Regions from separate parts of the Homo sapiens genome. Here region 1 is linked to region 2. The links are chromatin loops, found by intact Hi-C in ENCODE. Cell type or tissue: heart left ventricle. All regions are shown on one strand. Links, peaks and the distances in the headings refer to the core of each region. The heading gives the core; the rest is flanking DNA.

Region 1 (12,812 bases), core at 3,351-8,350, 47 kb before region 2:
AAATCAATAGATGAAGGTATCAGGTAAAATTTAGGAGTGGGCATCAAGAGTATATGGTTTAAAGAGAGATAGAGCTGCCTAGAAGAGAAGGAGAGGGTTGGCCAAGGAAATGTAGAATTATTGGGTACTGCTGAAGACACTCCTATAGTGTGTGATCATAAATTTAACCAGTCAACACAATTGCGATTGTTTTATCCAGGTTCATTTCATGCTTAAGTGCAGGGAAAGGTCACGCAGAGAGTTGGCTTTAACCAAGATTGGAGTTTTTTTTTAGGACAGTATGATGGAGAAAGAATGTGGTAAGGGCCTTAGGGGCTGTACACTGACAAACCCTTAATTAGTATGAATACAGTCATGGACCATGGAATCTAGGCTGGATAAAAAGGACAGTGAGGAAAGGAAGCCCCATGAAAAATTGATGAGGCCAAAGGATCAGAGTTCCTGCTAGGATTAAAGAAGAGTTAGAGTGTATTAGAATAAGTGAACTAGGAAGATAGAAGGAGGTAGTCAAATAATGGAATGCCTAAAATCAAGGTTTTAGAGTAATAGTATATGAGCATGGGAGTGGGTAGCTAAGGTGGGGTGGAGAAAAAGATCATTAGAGATGAGGAGTCAAGAAACTGAATGACCAGAGTGTCAGATGTATCATTTAGTGCTTGTTGAAGTCACCAAGAATAACAAGTCACAGTGGAGAGACAGGGACCTGTATGCTAAAATTTTGAATGAATGAGAGGAAATGACTGAAAGGTCAGTAGATGATTGCAACATAGAGGGGTGGCAGGTGCCATTGACTGATGGCAAACTATTCCTTTATTTAATAAATATTTATTTACATATGGCCAACTAATTACTGTGGGGAGAACAACTTACCACATCCTCAAGGATTACATGCTAATTGGAAGATAATATACTCCTCCATCAAAAACGAAACAGTAAGGCAAACATTGCAGTATGGTGAGGCAGAAATACCACTTGCCTAAGGGTCAGAAAATCCGATTTCTATTATAAGTTCCAGCTTTGTCAGTAATTAGCTGTGAGCCTGGGTAAATCAGTTAACCTCATTAGGCCTCAGTTTCCACATTTGGATACAGATGAGATGATTCTCAAGCTTCTGCAGGGCATAACATTTCATAATTCTATGAAATAAAATAATAGCTATTTCACACGGAAATTGGGGAGAATAAATAAGCACGACTGTCCAGATTTTACAGACAGAAGAACATGAACCACAAAGGACTACATAATTTGTCCAGCATCAGAATGTAAAGTCAGGTTCATTGTTGTTTGTGTTAGATCATATAATGCAGAGCAGATGGCCTAATCTGTGTTGGTGTTTGTCCACTTTCCTAAATTTTTGTTTGTCTTTCCGTTATCTCTATTTGGTTCTAGCTAGGTCATGATTGCTTATGTCAAAGAAACAAAGAAAATACGACAAGAATCTGTAACTGTAACAATGTTGTTTAACACAACTTTGAATACATTTTTACAGGAAGCAAAGAAGTGTGTTGCCCTCTAGGAAATGTGTGTTGCTCTGATGTAATTAGGTTGACATACGTTTCCCTGGTAGCCAATATAAGGAATGGGTCCACTAACCCTTGATATCAGAAAATTCTGGGGTTGGATTAGATGTCAAGGTTGGGAAGGATATTATTTGGGTAAAGGGGTTCATTAACAGTTTTTCCACTATAATGAATTTTTCCTTTATAGCTGTGATGTTACTCCTACATTTTTGAATATGTACAAGCATATTCAGTGATGCTTTGAGATCCAACTGTATGCTGGGTACTACTACTGTAAGGACTAGTGGCTTTGTGGAGAGCAAGAGAGCTAAGGTATGCGTCCTATCTCCTTTTGTTAATATATACTGAATGGCAAAGATAGACATAAACAAGAAAATGAATAAATAAGATATTTTTTCAGAGCATGATCAACATTATGAAGAATATAAAACAGAGTAACAAGATGTCTCTTACCATGTTTTGCATTCCCCGCATTTAGAAAATAAGTACCACAAGAGTTAGGACCTTGTCTGTTATATTTATCAATTATCCACTGTGCCTTGGTTAGTGAGTTTTGGCTGTGGACTTCTTTAGGTAGGACAGTCAGAAAAGGTATCTGTAAGATGCCCTGAGAGCTGAGAAGTAGAAAATAAGGAATTTTCAGCCAAAGATCTGGGGAAGAGCAATGTAAAATTCCCAAGGAAGCAACAAATTCAGCATGTTTAAGAAACATAAGGAAGGTCAGTGTGGCTGGAAAGTTGTAAGGGTAGAAGTTTGAATTTTAATTTAATTACTGTGATAAGCCACTATAGGTTTTTTTTTCCTTTCTTTCTTTTCTGGTCATGTTTTCTTCCTCTAATTTTATTTCCTTTTTTCTCTAAAGAATTTTAGTCAGGGATTTTAAATGACCTTATTTTTATCTTTAAAAGTTTACCCAGACAGTTTTGTAGGGAATAGAGTGAGAATAGCATGAGAAGAAGCAAGAGATCAGTTAGGAGATGAGTGTTGATAATGGGCTGGTGCAGGGGAAGAAGTATTGAGCAGTAATTGAGTTTGAGATATATTCTAGTAGGCTGTGTGTGGTGGTGCTTTGGGAGGCCCAGGTGGGAGGATAACTTGAGGCTAGGAGTTTGAGAGATACATTCAAAAGATAGAACAAACAGGATCGTTCAGCTGTTGTTCTTCAACTGTTGTTCGACAGCTGATTGATTGGATACGGAGTGAGAGAAAAAACAAGAAAGACTCCATTGCTTTGGTCTGAGTAATTTGGTGGTAGTAGTGCCACTAACAGGGAAACTGGGAGAGGAGCAGAGTTTTTCTAGGGAAAATCAAGCAGTTGGTTTTGTCCATGTGAAGCTTACAGTGCCTGTTAGATCTCCAAATGGATATGTAGATAAAATGGTTGATATATGAGTATGGCAAGATGTCAGAACTGAAGATATTATCCTCCTGTGAGTCATTGGCATTTAGATGCTATGTAAAGCTACAAGACTGAGTGAGCTCATCAAGGGAGAGCATGTTGATATGAGCAGCAAGGACTAAGCCTTGAATATTTTTGCCTTTGAAAAATACAGTATTCTATAGACTAGAAGTACATTATTTACCAGGCAAATCAGCCAGTTTTAAAAACCCACTTTGTCTTCCTCTCTCAGCAAGTAGTGGGAGGCCATCTTAGAAGGAAGCTATCCTGGTGAGAAGCTCTAATCACACAGCAGCCCCTGGGACTTGCCAGTATGTCATCAGATACACAAAGAAAGATTCTGGTTCCACTATGCCTCTCTCTCATCCTAAGTCTTCCCTGACTCTCCCAGGCCACAGTGATCCCTCCTTCTCCTAACTCTTCTTCCTCGTTACTTTCTGGACCTTTGCAGACTTTCTTCCTGGTGGTGTAGCTACTTATGCAGAGCAGATGCTCTAATATGTGTCTGTTTATCTCTATTTATACAAAGTTTGTATTTGTCTTCTTGTTATCTCTAACTAGGCAATGATTGCCTATCACCCCCGCTTTCAACAACATTATAATTTCCTCAAGGACAGGATATTCTTACATGTCTTTCTATCCCTTATCATGTTCTGTATTTCCCCATTTGGAATGTAAATACCACAAGAGCTAGGATTTTGTCTGTTATGTTCATCACTGTACTCTTGCAGTCTGAAACAGTATTCTTGAATAAACGCAAATAGAATGAAGGAATATAAAAGCTGTTTATAGTTGTCTAGACAGATGATAAAGTGCCCTGCCTAAAAGCAAGACTTTTACCCTTTTCCTTGGTAGACATAACCTCCACTTTTGGTCCCCTTTTAACACCACCATATGCAGAAGTGTTTCACTTCATATCACCTTCATGGAATCTTCCCACAGGTTCTGCTGATGCTCAAGTAGGTAAGAATAGGACATATATTTATGGTCTGTAGAATGCATGTATGTAGTTGGGATCTGTGGTAGATTGTCTGCAAAGATGACCATCAACAATTTCGTTCATCTTTGTATATGTACATTGCTCTTCCCAACAAGAGATGGAGTCTGTTTCCTCCCCACTTGAATATAGATGGCCATGTGACTAGCTTTGGCTAATAGAATTCAGTAGAAGTGATGTTAATCTAACTTTGGGACCTGGACCTTAAGAGGCCTTCCAACTTCCAGTTTTGCTGTCTTGAGATTTGGGCACCATGTTTAAGAAGCTTGGCCTTCTGGATGATGTAAGACCACATGGAGAGAGAGAAGCCTAGCTAGCACCCAACTATTCCAGCCACTGCAAGTGAGGTGCAAAACATGTGAATAAAGCCATCTTGTATTCTCTAGCTCTAGCGAAACTATCCCAGCTTCCTCAGGAGTCACGAAGCAGCCACCCCATGAAGCACAGACAAGCCATTCTTGAGGAGTCCCACCTTAGTTGCACAATCATGACAAATAATACTTTTGGGGGTGATTTGTTTTAAGCCATACTTTTGGGGGTGATTTGTTATATAGCAGTAGATAACTGAAATAGGATCTGTTTCAGGATTTCTTTTATGATAAAACTTCCAGAAATACATTGCATTTAAAAGAAGCACTTCTGCAATTTGTAGCAAAATTATGATGCAATTATATTTTGTCCCAGCAGTCTTCCTTCTAGGATTCTATCCCAAAGATACTCTGGCAAAAACACAAAGAGACATATTGGCTATTCATTGCAATACTACCTAAAATGGCAACAAACTTTAAACAATTCAAATGTATATCAGCAGGGGACTCGTTGAATATGTTATGTAACATCTACATGATGAAGTAATATGCAGCTATAGAAAAGGAATGAGGAACACCTCTGTAAACTGCCGTAGAGTAATCACCAAGGTATAAAGTTGAATGAAAAAAAGCAGGCACAGAAAATTATGTATGGTATGATATGCCATTGTTTAACTTTTTTTTTTTTTTTTTTTTTTTTGATACTGAATCTGGCTCTGTCACCAGGCTGGAGTGCAGTGGTGCGATCTCGGCTCATTGCAATCTCCACCTTCTGGGTTCAAGCGATTCCCCTGCCTCAGCCTCCTGAGTAGTTGGGACTACAGGCACGCACCACCACTCCTGGCTAATTTTTTGTATTTTTAGTAGAGACGGGGTTTCACCATGTTGGCCAGGATGGTCTCGATTTCCTGATAGCGTGACCCGCCCGCCTCAGCCTCCCAAAGTGCTGTGATTACAGACGTGAGCTACCGTACCCGGCCGTGTAACTTATTTTTTAAAGAAAAGATAAAATATAAAAACTTTAGGCCGGGCGTGGTGACCCACACCTGTAATCCCAGCACTTTGGGAGGCTGAGGCGGATGGATCACCTGAGGTCAGGAGTTTGAGACCAGCCTGGCCAACATGGTGAAACCCCATCTCCACTAAAAATACAAAAATTAGCCAGGCGTGGTGGCGGGCGCCTGTAATCCTAGCTACTTGGCAGGCTGAGGTAAGGAGAATCGCTTGAACGCGGGAGGTGGAAGTTGCAGTGAGCTGAGATTGTACCATTGCACTCCAGACTGTGTGACCGCGAGACTCTGTCTCAAAAACAAAAAACAAACAAAAAAAAAGCTTTAAAAGAAGTTATTACCTTAAGGGGAGGGAGTGGATGGGGTAAATGATAACACAGAAATATAATCTTAAAACTCTAGACTGTCCCCGCCCCTGGCCTGCCCAGCCCGCGGCAGCAGCGTGGCCGCGGTGCAGCATCAGCATCAGCAGCAGTAGCAGCAGCGGGCGGCCGCGTGGGTGTTTTTGTCGGGTCTCGGGGTCTGGCAGCAGCATGGCGGACTACCTGATCACCAGCAGCACCGGCTACGTGCCCAGGGATGGGCTCACTGTGCCCCAGCTCTTCGTCGGCGCTGACGGCCTCACCCACAACGACTTCCTGATTCTTCCAGGATTCATAGACTTCATAGCTGATGAGGTGGACCTGACCTCAGCCCTGACCCAGAAGGTCACGCTGAAGACGCCGCTGATCTCCTCCCCTATGGACACTGTGACAGAGGCTGACATGGCCATCGCGATGGCTCTGATGGGACCTATTGGTTTCATTCACCACAACTGTACCGCAGAGTTCCAGGCCAAGGAGGTACAGAAGATCAAGAAGTTTGAACAGGGCTTCATCACGGACCCCGTGGTGCTGAGCCCCTCGCGCACTGTGGGTGATGTGCTGGAGGCCAAGATGCGGCATGGCTTCTCTGGCATCCCCATCACTAGACGGGCACCAAGCTGGTGGGCATCGTCACCTCCCGAGACACTGACTTTCTTGCTGAGAAGGACAACACCACCCTCCTCAGTGAGGTGATGACGCCAAGGATTGAGCTGGTGGTGGCTCCAGCAGGTGTGACGTTGAAAGAGGCAAAAGAGATCCTAAGTGTAGCGAGAAAGGGAAGCTGCCTATCGTCAATGATCGCGATTAACTGGTGGCCATCATCACCCACTCCGACCTGAAGAAGAACAGAGACTACCCTCTGGCCTCCAAGGATTCCCACAAGCAGCTGCTGTGCAGGGCAGCTGTGGGCACCCGTGAGGATGACAAATACTGCCTGGACCTGCTCTTCCAGGCGGGTCTCAACGTATAGTCTTGGACTCGTCCCAGGGAACTCGGCACATCAGATCACCATGGTGCATTACATCAAACAAAAGTACCCCCACCTCCAGGTGACTGGGGGGAACATGGTGACAGCAGCCCAGGCCAAGAACCTGACGCTGGTGTGGATGGGCTGCTAGTGGGCACGGGCTGTGGCTCTATCTGCATCACCCAGGAAGTGATGGCCTGTGGTCGGCCCCAGGGCACTGCTATGTACAAGGTGGCCGAGTATGCCTGGCACTTTGGTGTGCCCATCATATTCAATGGTGGCATCCAGATCGTGGAGCACATGGTCAAGGCCCTGGCCCTTGGAGCCTCCACAGTGATGACGGGCTCCCTGTTGGCTGCCACCATGGAGGCCCCCGGTGAGTACTTCTTCTCAGATGGGGTGTGGCTCAAGAAGTACCGTGGCATGGGCTCGCTGGATGCCATGGGGAAGAGCAGCAGCAGCCAGAAACGATACTTCGGCGAGGGGGATAAGGTGAAGATCGCGCAGGATGTCTCAAACTCCATCCAGGACAAAGGGTCCATTCAAAACTTCGTGTCCTACCTCATAGTGGACATCCAGCAAGGCTGCCAGGATAGCAGGGCCCACAGCCTGTCTGCCCTTTGGTCCATGATGTACTCAGGGGAGCTCAAGTTTGAGAAGTGGACCATATTGGCCCAGATCAAGGGTGGCGTCCACGGCCTGCATTCTTAGGAGAAGCGGCTGTACTAAGGACAGCGGTGGAGGTCGAGGTGGTGGAGGGGGTGCACCCCAGTGTCCACCTTCGGGCACTGCCTCCCTCCATAACTGAGTGGTCCACAGATTTGCACTACAGGTTCCCCAGCTCCTTTCCAGCGAGAGAGGAGGGGAGGTCCTGAGGGGTCTGCAGCCCCTCGCTCAGCATCCCCTGCAGTCAGGACTTTTCCCTGGGCCAGGCTGCCCTGGGAGCCCCCTGAGCCCAGCCAGCCAGGGTCTCAGGTGCCTGCCTCAGGTCTTTCTTGCTGCAGCCTGCTCCAGCCCGGCCCCCACCCTGGGGGGCAGGCAGCCCCTCCTGGCTTCTCCTGTAGAGCACCTCCCTGCCCCCAGCCCCCCAGGAAATGGTGCTCTCCTGGCCCTGCCTCTGGCCCTTCCCGGGCCGCTGCCCCCTCAGCCATGTGGCACTTCTTAGCTCCTGACCTAGACCAAGGAGTGGTCTCTGCCCCCTTCCCTGGCCCTGGGCTACCCTTGGGTCCTGCTCCTCAGGCAGCTCCCCTGTCCCTGGCCCTGGGGAGGAGGCTGCCCTGGTCATGGCCACCTGCCTGTCATTCCTGACTCACCACCATCCCCAGGTGTACCATTCCTGCCTTCTCCTCAGCCGCTGTTGAAGGCTTTAACTTTGCATACTTTGGGATCACAGTTGTGTCATTGTGTATTAAATAATTGGAATAAATCAAGCAGGTCTCAACGCCTCTACCAAAAACAAAAACAAACAAACAAACAAACAAACAGAAAACAAAAGCTCTAGAACTCTAGACTGTGGGAAACTATAGCACAAATAACCTAGTTTCTCCTACAAGTAAAATTTAAAGAAAACAAAAAGGGATGGAATGGGAACCTTGTGATTAAAAAGAGGAACTTAAGGGGCATTCTAACCAATTGCAATTTATGAACCAATTTGTTTTCCAATTTGAATAAATAAACTGAAAAAGTTTGAGACAGGGAAATTTAAACACTGGTTAGACATACAATGCTATTAAGGAATTATTATTTAGGTATGATAATGATAGTATGGTTATATTTTTAAAAGAAGCTTTATATATTAGACACACACTGAAGTTTTTAATGGATGAAATGATATTACACTAGGAATTGCTAAAAAATAATTAGATGAATTAGTGAAGTTACGGATAAAACAGGATTGGCCGTGAGTTGGTAATTAATGAATCTGGATGATTGGTTCATTAAAGTTCATTCTATTGTCTTCTTTACTTTTGTATATAGAGTCATCCCTTGGTATCCATGGGGGATTGGTTCCAGGACCCCCTGCTGATACCATAATTTGTGGATGCTCAAGTCTCTTATATAAACTAGTATTATTTAACCTATGCACATCCTCTGGTATACTCAATTATCTCTAGATTACTTATAATACCTTATACAATGTAAATGCTATATAGGTAGTTGTTATACTGCATTGTTTTTTAATTTGTATTGTTTTTGTTATATTATTTTTATTGTTTTTTGAATATTTTAAAAAGTTTCCATTTTTTTGTTTTTATTATTTTAATTGACACACAAGAATCATACATATTTATGGGATACAGTGTGATATTTTGATACATGTATACAATGTGTAATGATCAAATCAGGATAATTAGCATATCCATCACCTCAAACATTTGTTATTTCTTTGTATTAGGATCAAATATTTTCCATTCATGGTTGAATCTACACAAAAGCAGAACCCATGGATACAGAGGGCCAAGTGTATTTGAAATTTTTCAAAACGAAAAGTTAAAGTAAAAAGGAAAGCCTCTGAGACCCAGCATTTTAAGGGCACTGAATTCATTTTCTTCACAGTATCATACCGTACATCTATTACTCCAAGTAAACCCCATCTATATAAAATGGAAGTTATATCTGTAAAACCACGATGAGTATTTGGAACTGTCTGTGATTGACATCATGTCAGTGATTTTGAAGTTATAATGAATTTTCAGAAGACAAAGCGTTTTTGTTATTTTGCTTTGTTTTGGGCTTTTAAAAAAAAAAAAATTCCAGTGTCACTTTTGTCTCTTAGTAAAAGTTTTACAGTTTTAATTACCATGAATAGTCTTTCTCCTCTTCCAAACATGTATCATCATTCATTCACTCAATCAACATGTTCTTCTTTTTTTTTTTTTTTTGAGACAGGGTCTCACTCTGTCACCCAGGTTGGAGTGCAGTGGCACAGTCACAGCTCACTGCAGCCTTGACCTTCCAGCTTCTTGGCTCAAGTAGTCCTTGCACCTCAGCCTTCCAAGTAGCTAGGACTACAGACATGTGCCACCATGTCCAGCTAATTTTATTATGTTTTTGTAGAGACAGGGTCTCACTATGTTACCCAGGCTGGTCTCAAACTCCTAGGCTCAAACCATCCTTCTGTTTTGGCCTCCAAAGTGCTAGAATTATAGGCGTGAGACACCATGCCCAGCCTTAAGACTTGTTTTTTGAGTGACTACTTTTAGAGCTGCTGGTATTAGGAAATGGTGCTGCGAGCTAACAGGAGTCTGCAGCCCTGCAGCACACAACTGTCAACATGCAAGCCCAGATGCTTACAGTACCATGGAATAACAGGGCTATAATTGAGGTCTTTGAAAGGACATAGAAAGGGCCTGGTTGCTCTTCCCCTAGCAGGAGATGGGAGGAGAAATCTTGAAAGGGGATGTTAGAGCCTGTTAAGATGCTGATTCTGGGGAAAGAATACCAGCAGACTGGGTATAGCTTATTTTGGAGGGAAGATGTAATCTGATGCTTTTTAGGTTACAAACTTCTTTCATTTTCAAATACCTGTTATCTCTTCTCTGAACCAAAATGAATGACCTATATCAGTGGTTCTCAAAGTGTGATCCCTGGATCAGCAGCATCACCATTCCCAGGAAACTGGCTAATGCAACTGCTCAAGCTCCACTCCAGACCTACTGATTCTGCAACTGTGGAGCTGAACCAGTGACCTATGTTTTAATAAGCCTTCCAGGTAATGTTAATACTTGCTCATGTTAGAGAATCACTGGTTTAGAGAAAACTAGTAATTGTTCCATAAATTTAGTTTAAAGAAGGAGAAAGAAGCCTGTCCTTTAGCCAAGTTTAAAAAAAAAAAGGCTGATTACAGAGGAAATTTTGAGAGCATCTAAGGTTAAAAAAAAAAAAGTTTAGCTTGGCTGGAGGCCTGGCAGAACAGTCGTTGTGGAGAAACCAGTGCTTCACAGAGAGAACCGCAAACACTAAACTGGATAGCTGCTGTCTGCCACTCAGGAGCAAGTGCAGACTAGAGACTTATGGAGGTCTCCAGTATCCTTCTCTGAGATACCAATCCTTAACCCAAGAAATCCAAGGCCAATAGCTAAGTATAAAAGTTATTCTCTGAGAGTGAGAATACCTAGATTAGGGATAATGGATAATAAAGCTGTATGAGGCCAGGCGTGGTGGCGGGCACAGTGGCTCATGCCTGTAATCCTAGCACTTTGGGAGGCCAGGGTGGGCAGATCACCTGAGGTCAGGAGTTTTGAGACCAGCCTGGCTAAGAAGGTGAAACCGTTCCTACTCAAAATACAGAAATTATCCAGGCATGGTGCGTGACTGTAGTCCCAGCTACTCAGGAGGCTGAGACAGGAGAGTCCCGTGAATCGGGGAGGTGGAGGTTGCAGTGAGCCGAGATCGCCCTACTGCACTCCAGCCTGGGAGACGGAACCAGACTCCGTCTCAAAAAAAAAAAAAAAAAAAAAATCTGTATGATACAATTTTTGCAAAAACTTGTGTCTATTTCTTTTAACTTTTTAAAATGTGGCTACTAGAAAATGTAACCTATGTAGCTCACATTCGTGACCTGTATTATATTTCTTTTCACACTGATCTGTAAGGCACATATAAAATGGAGGGTGGGTAGGAGAAAAAAACTGACCATTTTTCCTCCAGGTCTGAACAGGGCAGTGGGTGTTCAGAACCACAAATCATCATTTCTTATTTCTGTGTCATTTGTATTTATATTGTGAAGATAACTCAGTAATATGAGCCATAAAAATTATATAGCAAACATCTTTTATATCCATGTTCACAAAGCAGTTTTTCAATCCTAGAAATTAGACTTTCCATCACGGGAGCATGAATTGATTGGTAAAAACTAGAACATATACTAATACGTACCAACAATAGCCACTCCCACTTCTCCTACCTTCACTAGGTCAGACATAGTTAATCAGGACATTTTTTATTTTTATTTTTTTAATTTTGTGAGTATATAGAAGGTGTATATATTTATGGAGTATATGAGATGCTTTGGTACTGGCATGCAATGTGTAATAATCACATGGTAAATGGGTTATCCATAATCAGGCCTTTTTTTCTACAGATCTCAGACACAGCATCAATGTCCTTATCATCTCTGCTCTAAGAAGCTATGTAGCTATTGAGGGATGCAGTCATGATACAAAACTAGGTCTGTTTGACTCCAGAGACTGCATTTCTTTCCTACACCATGCAGATTTCCACTTAATAACAGGTGCACATTTATAGTTTTATTTCTAATTCAGATAAATAAACTGACCTTCTGATTTATAAGCCAGTGTCTTATTAATTTGGTTGATAGATTTTATCCCTGAGAGATCAAATACCTTTTGATATGCTGGCAAACTTGAATATCTGACCCTGACAACTGAGAGCAGGACTCTAGTCCAGGAATAGCCTGTGCAGAGCACACATGCTCACTCTCTTCTCCCTTAACTACAGTAGACATCGAAAATCAATTTCTGTTGCTCTTTTGTGTTGAGCCTAGACATAGCCTCAAAATACTTTTTAACACAGTGCTCTAGAAAGCTACTGCCAGTTGACCTGTGAGACCCTATTGATTTGCTGGTGTGGATGATAGTGACCTAACAAAACTGCTTTTCTCAACATCCAGCTGGCTTTCCTCTGGTGAATCCCTGTCCTTATTCCCTTCTTGCTACTTCCCAGAGAGTAGATAGGTTCTAAAACCAATCCAGAAGGTTTGTGTACCTGAGGAAAGTTTGGGAACCTGAGGAAGAAAAATGGCATTTTAGGAAGTCTAGACTCAATAGGATGGGAAAATTCCTATAACATGTTTTTTGGGTTTTCCAGAAGCAAGCTCTAAACAGGTTTCTACACAGGTCTGTTTAAATTCTATTACGATCTGTGATTTTGAACTCAACAGGAGTATGGAATTTACCACAATAATAGTAATAATAATTCCTGTACCAGTTAGGATTATTTTGGCTGCAAATAATAGAAATTGCCCCCCAAACAGTAGCTTAAACAAGATAGTTTATTTTTCTTACATGTAAGTAACTCCAGAGGAAGGCAAACCCAGACTTGTATGGTGACTCTCAAGCCATTGAGAACACAGATCCCTTCTATCATTTTGTCATTTTAAAGTATGTAGAATGGCCAACCTTCCATTTGTATGTCACCTTATGGGCAAATGTGGCTGCGGAAGTACATTTGCTGTGGGAAGGAAGAAAGAGGAAGGACAAGAGGATTTATCCAGTTCTGTCCTAA
Region 2 (12,812 bases), core at 3,324-8,323:
TGTGGAGTGTTCCCAGACAATCATACTTTGCCATTTTCGCCTGTTAATGTGCATGCGCAGGAAGATGCTTCTCCCGGGGGTCTGCCTTTAATTAAGCCTTTCATGTTAACAGGTGTGAACCATCAAGAAATGGCCCCTCCCTGGCACTGGCTGCCAATTTATCACTTTTAGAGAGGCAATGTGATAATGGCCGAACCATCACCTGACATTTCTAGTAGATCAGGGGAGAGAGCCCGCTCCTGCCTGGCTCATGCCTACCTGTAACAGTTGGGCCAACTCTTAGCCTTCCATTTTGCAGAGTGGATTGCCGCAATTTGAAAAGAGCTGAAGTACCAGGGACAGCAGACAGGATTTCAGAGGCTATTAGGGAAGACATGATAAGAGCTGAGAGGGCTGACCGAAGAGGATTCTGAAGGGAACCAAGATAACTAATGAGGAATCTGAGAAGTCTTTGCTTTGTGGTGTATGAAGTCAATCCCCTTTCCCTTCCCTTCACGAAAATCTTCAGTAAATTGCTATTTTGTTAACACATTGTGGATCTGTTTTGAGGGATCCATCAAATGCTGAGTTCTGTTTTCAGGAAGGTTTGGGATGAGAACAGATACTGCCCAAGGGAGCCACACTTGGCATACTAGCGAACAAAGGAAAAACTAAATAATGAATGGATGGATAAATGGATCCTAGAATTCCTATAACCTTCCACTGGCTAATCATAACCCCTGGCAAACCTGGAATTACTTCTATCTAGCCTCCAGACAAATTCTGGAACTGGCCATTTCTGATCTCTTTCTATCCCAACTTCCCTTTTGCTTGTTTTTTCCCACTATCACATTGTGAATTTGGGAGTTGAAATAGTTTCTGTAGTATCAACTCTCTGTTTACTTACTCTTTAACTCTTTGACGTGTATTGAGTGCTGTGTCAGATGCAGTGCTATGTGCAGTGAAGAATTCTGCGAAAAAGTGGAACTCATAGCCAGAGGTAAAGCTGGAAGAAGCAGTGCCACAGACAAGGCAAGAATCAAATGCTATAACTGTTCAGAGTTGGGGTGTCACTGAGGACAGTGGAGGGTAGAAGGTTGTGAAAAGCTTCACAGAAATGGTGGGCATCTAAGCCAAACCTTAAATAAAGAGTGACATTTACACATGAAGAGATAAAGATTGGGGGTTTTGAGATGGAGTAAGGAAGTAATCCCTGGCCAACCCACTCAGTCTTCCCCATCAAGGTGCTGCTGACTTGTATCTATGCCCTCTTGGATCTTTCCTTAGTGCTTTCCTGGCCGCAAAGGCAGCTAGCTGCATTGGTATTTTAATAAAAATGGCTGCAGGCTTCTCCATCCACATATCCCTCAAGGTTCCTTATCAACTATAATCTGGGAACAGCTCTCCTGCTGAAACAGTGAGTAGAATGAATGGCACTAGTAGAGGCCTGGGATATGAGGAGGGAAACTGAGGTCCAGAGAAAGAACACCGATGCTGTGTTTACTTATCTGTTCTCAACAAATAAATATATTCATGTGTGTGTATGTTTGTTTCCCCACCTAGACTATGAGCTCCTCAAGGGCATGAACTGAGTCTCACCCATCTCAGTACACTCAGCATAGAGTGTGGTATATTGTAAGTGTTCATATTTGGTAGCTGAAATAGCATTCTAGAGCTTAAGGCAGTGATTCTGGAAGTATGATCCTTGGACCTATGGCATGAGCTGGGAACTTGGTGGAAATGCAAATTCATGGGGCCTCATCCCAGACCTACTGAATTAGAAATTATGGAGACAGAGTCCAGCAGCCTGTGTTTTAACAAGCCCTCCAGGAGATTCTGATGCAGGTTAAAGTTTGAGAATCATTGCTTTAGGATATTTGAGCCTAGACTAAGACTTGCTCTGGCCTCCTTTGGGACTTCAAGAACTAAGCTTCTTTTTATCTTATAACAGACACATCCTTATTTTATTCTTTTATCCCCTGCCCCTTAACAAAAGAAAAGTGACAGAAGGAGAAAAGAAAAAAAATATCATAAAGGTATTGCCAGTGACCAGGGAAAATAAGTAAGTAATGGCAAGTTTCTTTCCTTCCTGAAAAAAACAGAAACTTTGCCTGTAAAAAATATATTCAATTATTTTTAAAAGACTTTTTATAGAATAGGAAGAGAGCAAATAAAAATGTATATATATATTAAAAAAGCACTTTGGTTTTATGTGAAAGTGTTACTCCTCCCAGACAAAACCACATGCTCATTTTCCTTGTCAATCTCCATTGTCATCACTGATAATTCCCAGAAGCCGCCACCAGAATGTTTCTTTCTGGAGTGGAGAATCTTGTAAAATTCATTATTTTCTTGGGCACTCACAATGCTCCCAGACCTATGGGACAGTCAGAATTGATGGGATCCTCTGCCCTGTGCATGCTTGTACCTGGCAGATAAGGACAACAAAGAATATTTGTGTATATCCATACAGGATCAATCCCCATGTAACCTGGATCCTCACTATGTGGTCAATACTGAGGCTGGCTTTATACCAGCATACATATATAGTTGTGATTTTATTCATATCCTCAAGGAACCCAAAATCTATTGGGATGGTGTGATAAATACATACAAAATTGACTTCATTGTAAGATCAGGGCTTTTCGAGTTTACACAGTGTTTTCACATACAGTTTCATTTGATCCTTAGAGCAGTTCCTGGGAGCAGTACATGATGGCTGCAGCAAAGTGAGTCCCAAACTTGGATCTATAGAATGAGCTTGTTATAATCTAAAAGGAACTCTTCCTGACTTATGATTGTTCATTGGGTGGCTAAAGAGGTGAGTGTAGTCTCAGGAAGGCAAGAGAGGATTGTGACTATATCTAAGAGAGCTTAATCCAATCAGTTACACAAGACATGATTTGAAGGGGGAAAAAAAGAATGTTTATGCAATGTGTCCTTTTAACTGACCCCCACTTGGGGAATTATTACAATAGTGTTTAATTTATAGGAGACAATATTTACTGCCTCTTCCAATGCTTCTAGTGAAAGCATACGTCAAAGAGGGTGGAAGGGATCTAACAGTGTTAGTATATCTGCCAATTTTCGAGTGTTGGCAACAGACTCAAAAAGTTTTAATACACCACATTGTCCAAATGAAACCACCAATTTGCAACCCATACTCTAGAATTGATAATGAAGAAGAAGACATTCTGAAAGAAGACTAGCCAGTTTAGCAGATGTGCTGTTTTCTCTGTAAAATATACTGATGAATATCCACATCCCTAAAATCTTCTGATAGTCCAGTCTCTTCTATGCTCAGCACTTCTGCTCTGACCAATTATGTTATGTGCTTTCTTCCTAGAGTCAGTTGAGTTCGTTCCCAAACCTGCTTATGCCAGTTGTACTATTTTATAATTATACAGCTAAATAAAATACTAGGCCAACCAATTAAATAATAGGTGCAAAAAATGAGTTCTTCCTTTTATGAAAATTAAGTTGGATGCTATGAAAAGACTTGACAAAAGTGTTTTGATTAAAATGAAGTTGCAGCCTGGGTGCCTTGGCTCATGCTTATAATCCTAGCACTTTGAGAGGCTGAGGCAGGAGGATCACTTGAGCTCAGGAGTTTGAGACCAGCCTGGGCAACATGGCGAAACTCCATCTCTATAAAAAAAATATGAAAATTAGCTGGGCGTGGTGGCTTGCGCCTGTGGTCCCAGCTACTTGGGAGGCTGAGGTGGGAGGACTGCTTGAGCCCAGGAGGTGGAGGTTGCAGTGAGCCGAGATTGTGGTACTGCACTCCAGCCTGGGTGACAGAGCGAGACCCTGCCTCAAAAAGTAAATATATATATAAAATGAAGTTGCTATTGAATAATATGTAAGTGAGACAATGGTGATTGTGGCAAGAATTGTAAAAATCTGGAGGAATTCTGCTCTGAAGTTGTTTCACAAAGGTCTTTATATTCTTGATCCACTTTAAAGAATTTCAATAACTGGAAATTTTAGATGATACCTTATTGGTGGGCTTTATGTAAGAGAAATGAGGTCAATTTTAAAGAAAAGGCCTTAGCCCTATATTTAAAAATTGTCAATTAAGGCCAGGCGCGGTGGCTTACGCCTATAATCCCAGCACTTTGGGAGGCCAAGGAGGGAGATCACCTGAGGTCAGAAGTTCGAGACCAGCCTGACCAACATGGAGAAAACCTGTCTCTACTAAAAATACAAAATTAACCACGTATGGTGGCGCATGCCTGTAATCCCAGCTACTCGGGAGGCTGAGACAGGGGAATTGCTTGAACCCGAGAGGTGGAGGTTGCGGTGAGCTGAGATCACACCATTGCATTCCAGCCTGGGCAACAAGAGCAAAACTCTGTCTCAAAAAAAAAAAAGGCAATTAAGGTACAGTTAAATGCTGCAGACTAAAATATTAAACATATTCTTTTTTACGATTTCCTCATTTTTTCCAATTAACTTTTTTTGAATTTAGTTTTAAAAGTTCTGTTGACGGCTGGGTGCAGTGGCTCACTCCTGTAATCCCAGCACTTTGGGAGGCCGAGAGGGGCAGATCACGAGGTCAGGTGTTCCAGACCAGCCTGACCAACATGGTGAAACTCCGTCTTTACTAAAAATACAAAAATTAGCCAGGTGTGGTGGCATGCATCTGTAAGCCCAGCTACTCAAAAGGCTGAGGCAGGAAAATTGCTTGAACCTGGGAGGCGGAGGTTGCAGTGAGCTGAGATCACGCCACCGCACTCCAGCCTGAGTGACAGAGTGAGACTCTGTCTCAAAAAAAAAAAAAAAATTCTTCTGACAAACTACATTTCTCCACTTTGCTAAACAAGAGGACTTGTACTGAACTACGTCTGCATGGATCTTAGATAAATAAGAGACAAGGCTTCAAGAGAATAAAAAGTTGGTGGTGTTCTCCAGTGCTGACTTGAATAACTGTCCCTTGGAGCTCTCTCTAGTGGAGGGTGTGGTTGTTTGAGTTCAATGACGTCATGCCATTGATGTCATTGACCACAATGCTTTGTGTGAACCCTGAAATACAGAGGTACTAACATCAGGTAGCACAGTAGGCAGCTGCACCAAGGGGAGTTAAGCATGCCTTCTATGATACTTCAACAGCTAACAGCAATGAAAATTATTGATTATTGGTGTTTATCATGTATGAGTTTAATTAATTGAATGCATTTAAAATGCATTTAGTTTTTACAGCAAACTTATAAAGAAATTGAGGCTTGAAGATGTGAGGCAATTTACCCAAGGTCATATAACTAGTAAGTTGGAGAGACCAGAATTCAAATTCAGATTTAGCCTGGCTCCAAAGTCCTTGCCATTGACCACCTTGAGCATGTATCTCTCAGTTATAGTAACCACCTGTTGAGTGTAGTAGCCACTTGTCTTGTATTTGGCACAACACTAAATGCTTCATATACTTAAACACACTAACACGTGATTATATTTCATTAAGTGCGTATAGGGTGTTCTAGAACACTTTGAATATCTCTTGGTTACAGCTGATTCTTTATTCGTTGGTTAGAATAGCATGATGGAGATGCAAGGATTTGATCTTAGCCAATGTATTTTGTAAGTTACCAAATTTTAGAGAGACAATGTGATATAGGGCAAAAATGTGGTCTTTGTAGTAAGACTGCTCTGTTTGCATCTTGGCTTTGCCACTTTCTGGTGAAGTAGCCTTTATAAATCATGTTACTTCTCTGGGCCTCAGAGCTCTCATCTGTAATAATGAGTATGATGGTATTTACTTTGCAGAGTTCTTGTGGAAACAAAAGATGATACTTCTAAGGTCTAGTGAAGCTTTTGGATCATTATAGGAACTCAATAAATGAAAATTTCAGCCAGGCACAGTGGCTCACACCTGTAATCCCAACACTTTGGGAGGCCAGGGTGGGTGGATCATTTAAGGTCAGGAGTTCAAGACCAGCCTGGCCAACATGGCAAAACCCCATCTCTACTAAAGATACAAAAATTAGCTGGGAGTGGTGGTATGTGCCTGTAATTCCACCTACTGGGGAGGTTGAGGCACAACAATCGCTTGAACCTGAGAGGCAGAGATTGCAGTGAGCCTAGGTCATGCCTCTGCACTCAAGCCTGAGTGATGGAGTGAGACTCTGTCTTAAATAAATAAATAAATGAACATTTTAAATGTGTGATACATTGCATGGCTCATTGGGGGCATTTGAGAAATGGTAACCATTATGGTTAACACCTGTGTTGTAATTGTTTGTTGACTTTTTCCCTCACTTGATTGATTGATTCATTCATTCAACAAATATTTATTCACCACCCACTGTATGCAGGCACAGAGGTTAAGTGGGACATAAAATAGTGTAATTAGCTAAACATGTTTTTGTCCTCGAGTTTACCTTCCATTGAGGAAGACAGAAAATAAAAAATGTATTAATATATAAAACGTTGACAGTGTTGTAAGGAAACCCAGGATGTGCTGACTTGGGAAAGTGGGTTGGGTAAGTGGACCCAACTGAAATAAGTGGTTGGAAAAGCCTCCCCTGAGGAGGTAACATTTAAGCTGATATCCAAAGGATGGGAAGCGTGGGATAAGCTTCCCAGGAAGAAGGCAGCCTGGAGTCCTGAGGACTGGAGAAGTGGTCTGTGTGGAGGGAGGAGGAGCATAATAGAGCAGAAAGGAAAGTTGGAGACAGACAGGGACTAGATCTTGTGGGGCTTTGCAGGCCATGGTAAGAGGATAGGATTTTACTCTGAAACTCTGCTCTATAGAGTTGTGAGTGAGGAATGATGGTTCCTTGGACTAGAGTGAGCAGCAGAGGTGGAGAAGTGGATAACTCTCAGGCACATTTTAAGATTGTGCACAACTCAAGGGCAGGAACTGACTCCGATTTAATTTGGGGTCACAATGAGTAGTGAGGTGCTTACATTGTGGCCATTCAATAAGTGTTCTTGAAATTAGATAGTAGAAATTAGTTATTCTATGATAAGACCAATTATCTGTGCTATCATATAAGCTTCCAGTATAATATAAACTTAAGTGTGTGGGCTTGGAGTTTGGCAGACTCCCACTTACTGGTTGTGTAACTCTATGTTTTATTTTCTTCATCTGTAAATTAAAGATATTTGTTGACAAAGATGAATTGACATGATGCACCTAAAATGCTTTAAAATGTGTCTGGTACATGTAAAACATTCTTCACCTTAATTGAAATTCAGGCAGGTCTCCCTTTCAGTACACACTAACTTGTAGCACTTGGGAGTACAATTTGCTCATTTTCCCTTTTCATATTTGCCATGGAGTCTAGGAGCATTTTGTAAAAATCAGTCTCCTGTCAATTCTAAGTCATTGCTCCTCCTCCCTCATAAAAATAAGCAAGATAAACAAGTGAGAGAATACTTCTCCTTTCAAGCAAATACCATGTGAACATAGAAACCTCTACTCTTCCTGGCCATTTCATATTCTTCCTGATAATGCACACACATATTTTATGACCTAACTCCTCTTTTCTTTTAATTAGTTTTGCTGAATAAAGCAGGCAATTTATGCTACATGGCTGGCTCCTTCCTGAAGATGCTCAAATAATTTATTTTGAGGAATCTGGCCTCTGTAATGTTAAAGCAAGTAAATTATGAACACTATAAGGTGTCATGATAATGATAATTACAGTTTATTGAGGCTACTCTGTGCCGGGCACTTTACTAAGCACTTTATATATCCTGTTTGATTACTTTACTTCAATTGTATGAGGTATATAAAGAGTTATCAGATATCCCTAAAAACTCTAAGCCAACATAGGAATAAAGGTATGACTTCCATACATTGATTGAAGCACACCTGGAAAGAAACTGTAGGAAAGAGGGATGAAAAAAAAATTAAACCAGTGGAGCAGAATAGATTCCCAGAAGCAGCCCCATACATGAAATGGGAACTTTATATGCAATAGATCTGGCATTGTAGATTGGTGGAAAAAGAGGGCCCATTAAATAATTGATGTTAAGAAAATCAGATGTCCATATGAAAAAATTGGTCCTATCTTACACCTTACCAATAATCAATTCTAGGTAAATCAAATAACCTGAGTGTGAAAAACAAAACTTCAGAATTTTAGAAGAAAATATAAGAGAATATGTGTCTGACGTCAGTGTAGGAAATAGTTTCCTAAACAAAGAACAAAAAGTGCAAAACATGAAGGAAAGTATTGTCAAATTTAGCTCTATTAAAATCAAGAACTTGTGTTTATTGAAAGCTGGCAGAAAGAATGTGAAAGTCAGGCTATGATCTGGGAGAAGAAATATGCAAAACATATAACAAAGGAATTTTACCCAGAAAAAAATTATATTTTATTATATATATATATATTTTTTTTCTTTTTTTTGAGATAAAGTCTTACTCTGTCACCCAGGCTGGAGTGCAGTGGCGAGATCTTGGCTCACTGCATCCTCCACCTCCTGGGTTCAAGCGATTCTCCTGTCTCAGCCTCCCAAGTAGCTGGGATTACAGGCACACACCACCTTGCCCAGCTAATTTTTTGTGTATTTTTAGTAGAGACTGGGTTTCACTATGTTGGCCAGGCTGGTCTCGAACTCCTGACCTCAGGTGCTCCACCCACCTCTGCCTCCCAAAGTGTTGGAATTACAGGCGTGAGCCACCACACCTGGCTTATATATAGTTTTTTATACATGATACATAGATACATTTTATAACACGTGCATGTATCATATACAACAAATATATTAAAAGTCAATAAGAAAAAGTCAGTAGAAAAAATACACAAAGGGCATTGCACAGAAGAGAACCAAGGATGTCCAATAAACAATAGGCAAACATGCTGAAGCTCATTTATAATTAGGACAATGCATGTTAAACCAGGATGACAGACTACTTTATATCCCTAAAATTGATAATTTTTTTTTCCTTTCTTGAGATGGAGTCTCACTCTGTCACCCAGGCTGGAGTGCAGTGGTGCAATCTCAGCTCACTGCAACCTCCATCTCCTGGGTTCAAGCGATTCTCCTGTTTCAGCCTCCTGAGTAGCTGAGATTACAGGTGTGTGCCACCACACCCAGCTAATTTTTGTGTTTTTAGTAGAGACGGGTTTTCACCATGTTGGCCAGCCTGGTCTCGAATCCCTGACTTCAGGTGATCCATTGGCCTTGACCTCCCAAAGTGCTGGGATTACAATCGTGAGCCACACACCAAGCTGATAAGATATTAAAAAAAAAAATGTTGGTGAAGCTGTGGAATAACAGAAACTCTTATACACTGTTGGTGGGAGTATAAATTATTTCAACCACTTTTGAAAGTAATTTGGTATTGTGTAATCAAGTTGAGTATAGGCATAATATGTTCCATGAGCCAGCAATTCCTAGGGATGTGTGTGTACATGCACAAATGCATGCATGCACACACACAGACCCCTTAGACCAACTCTTGCCCATGTGTAACATGAGCCATGGGCAAAAATGGTCATAATAACTTTTTTTTTGTAGTAACAAAACAATAAGAAACAATTTAGAAGCCTATTGATAGGAGAATGGATAATTTTTGCTATACTTATTCAATGAATACCTTGCTTCACTGAAAGTGAATGAACTTCAGCTATGTGTATCAATATGAATGAGTCTTTCAAACAAAATGCCGGGTGAAAAAATCCTTACAGAAAATATATACAATGTAACATTTATATAAAGTGTAAAAACAGGTAAAATGGAACCATTTATTGTTTAAGATGTGTGGCAAAAGTAATGGGATGATAAAACAAAATTACTTTTGGGAGAAGAGAAGGCAGGAGAATGGCACAGAGGAGGGGCATAGAGGGGATTTCAAAAGAACTGATATCATTATCGTTCTTGCTTATATCTGGGGGGTTCATATTGTTATTGTTAATACTTTATACATTTTATACACTGTTGTAAGTATGAAATGAGGAAGAAAAATGGAGATAAGAGATGAGAAGATGACTGGAATGAATGGCTATATAGGTAATAACCCAAAGAAGCAATATCTTTTGAAGATACCAGCCAAATATTCACTTTTATCTTCTCTATAACCCTTTCTCATTCCTTCTGCTTTCCTCTACCAAAAACAAAAACAAAAAAGGAAATCAAATAAATAAATAACATATAATAAGGGTAGAATCAATTATTTAAAAAGCAAATAAAATTCTGATCTATAAAATCAAGATAACCAAATAGAAGATGCCCTTCTGAAGGCTGAGGGAAATGTTCTGCTGTGACATTGACTCTTCATAGCCAGGTTGTATTAGGCCATTCTTGTGTTACTATAAATAAATACTTGGGCTAGGTAATTTATAAAGAAACAAGGTTTATGGCTGGGTGCAGTGACTCATGCCTGTAATCCCAGCACTTTGGGAGGCTGAGGCGGGTGGATCACTTGAGGCCAGGAGTTTGAGACTAGCCTGGCCAACATGGTGAAACCCTGTCTCTACTAAAAATACAAAAATTAGCTGGGCATAGTGGAGCATGCTGTAATCCTAGCTACTTGGGATGCTGAGGCAGGAGAATCACTTGAACCTGGGAGGCAGAGGTTGCAGTGAGCCGAGATCACACCACTGCATTCCAGCCTGGGTGACAGAGTGAGACTCTGTCTTCCCCCTACCCGCCCCCTCAAAAAAAAAGTTTAATTGGCTCATGGTTCGCAGGCTGTATAATAAGCTTGGCACTGGCATCTGCTCGGCTTCTGGGAAGGCCTCAGGGAGCTTTTACTCATGGCAGAAGGTGAAGCGGGAGCAGGCACTTCACATGGTAAAGGCAGGAGCAAGAGAGAGAGTGGCAGGGAGGGGAGATGCCATACTTTACAACAAGGTCTCATGAGAACTCACTCATGATCCCAGGTCAGCACTAAGCCATGAGGGATCTGCCCCCATGACCCAGACACCTCCCACCAGGCCCCAACTTCAGCACTGGGATTACAGTCCAACATGAGATTTTGGTGGGGACAAATATCCAAACTATATCACAGGTATACCCTGTACTGTATGATATGAACATCAGGCAGTGATAGTCTGCTGAAATGTAGTTATATAGAGAGAAACCTTGGAGTAAGAGTCTTGAAGAGCTTGTTGTTTAACCCTCAGAGTGTTTTTGCTCAGAATAACTCGGAATAGCTGGCTACAAAGTCTGGAGTCTCTCTGTGCAGCATGCAGATACCTATGCGTTCATCCATTTATCCATCCTTTATCTTTCCTCCAGCATTCATTGAGTTTGCCCTTTATGGCAGGGATAAGGAGGTGCTAGAGATGACAAAAAGAAAAGGCAGAGCTAATTACCCTGCAGGATGATGGTGTGAGATTGGAGTCAGGTCTCCAGCAGAGTTGGGGGCATGAGGTCACAGGGGGTTAGCTCTGCCTGCTGAGAGGTAACAGAGGGCTTCATCACTGACCAGATGACTCTGTGCCCTGATGTGTCTTGAAAGACAGAGAAAAAGCTTTCAGACCTGAGGTCTTCAAACGTTTATGTTTTGCTCATGGACTTCTAAAGGAAATCTGAAATAGCTATGCACTGCTCACAGTTTTTATGCTGACATCTAAAAATTTTTATCATAAGTTTAAGTAATTGTAAAGAAATTCCCTGTTACAACAAGTATTGGCATCTCAAAACAAGCCCCTCATATTTTAAAAATGTTTCCAGTGGAATCTACATACTAATTTGATATATATTCATCCTTTTTTTAAAAAATACAACAAGCTCTTCTTAATGTATTGACATTTTATATATCGTGTAAGAAATGTTTCTAATGGAATCTATACACCAAATGATTTCATCATCTTTTTAGAAGTAGCAGAACAAGCTCTTCTTAAATTTTACATCATTCTTTCTTCTCCTTGGATTTGTATTTCCATTTCTTTACCTTACAGAATTTATCCTATGAAACATACCTTGTGTCATATTTCTCTGTAACAATGAACAAGGATATACAGTCTATAAAGCTCTAAGTGTTAAAACATCTCTTCTGCATTGAGTCATTATGATGATTATTGGTATACAATTGGTCAAAACAACATAAATATATGTTTTGAGGATTATGAAAGAAAAGTTTTATGGGAAGTTGATCTCTTAATTAGATAGGTAGAGTTGTTTTTCTTTGCTCTCTCGTTTTTGGCAATTATATTTATTGTTGGCTATTATTGCTAGAATGAGATAGTATTCAGCATCAATATTCACCCTATTTTTTCTTTTTTTAATTAGATATAAATGCTGAGAAATTTTGTTCATATTTAAGCCGTGGAATTGGAAGTTTTGTTTAGAAATATCATTAAGGCCGGGCACTATGGCTCACGCCTGTAATCCTAGGACTTTGGGAGGCCAAGGCAGGTGGATCACCTGAGGTCAGGAGTTTGAGACCAGCCTGGCCAACATGGCAAAACCCTGTCTCTACTAAATACAAAAATCAGCCGGGCATGGTGGCAGGTGCCTGTAATCCCAGCTACTTGGGAAGCTGAGGCAGGAAAATCTCTTGAACCCAGGGGGTGGAGGTTGCAGTGAGCCATGATGGTGTTGCTGCGCTCCAGCCTGGGTGAAAGGGCAAGACTCCGTCTCAAAAAGAAAAGAAATGTCATTTAATTATTGAATTATTTTTGAGTTAAAAAGCAAAAATTATTTACTGATTTTTCTCTTAAAATTATTTTTTAAACAGCTGTTATTATATAATTCATATCTCTTGTAACTTTGTTGACAGCAATGACTCAATACCAATTGACTTGTGAAAAGTATTTGTAACCAGTTATGAGAGTTAGTAACTTCCTCAACAATAATACCAGTAGACCTAAAAGGAAGAAGCTAAGGCAAAATTACTATAGAGAGTTTATTTGGGCCAAGTTTGAAGACTGCACCCC

What was found. Peaks named below come from ENCODE experiments on the same cell type or tissue, not always from the same donor. Only the 100,000 strongest peaks of a DNase experiment are listed, where the experiment ranks them.
Region 1: it touches region 2 in a loop (2.0-fold over the local background); 4 of 110 quality-filtered maps call a loop at or near these places.

The regions. Positions count from the first base shown.
Region 1 is chr3:15,872,280-15,885,091 of GRCh38, forward strand. LOC107986064 (a long non-coding RNA gene) reads left to right here. Exons shown (of 10, transcript XR_007095831.1): 2 at 1,708-1,832. MIR563 (microRNA 563) reads left to right here and starts at 1,492; the gene lies at 1,492-1,570. It also overlaps the pseudogene IMPDH1P8. In heart left ventricle, for the core only: no CTCF peak of the experiment used is centred there; a DNase peak (open chromatin) is centred at 5,722.
Region 2 is chr3:15,918,872-15,931,683 of GRCh38, forward strand. The region is part of intron 2 of LOC107986064 (a long non-coding RNA gene); the gene reads left to right. Among named protein-coding and RNA genes, the nearest start is that of MIR563, 52 kb to the left of the region's middle. In heart left ventricle, for the core only: no CTCF peak of the experiment used is centred there; no DNase peak of the experiment used is centred there.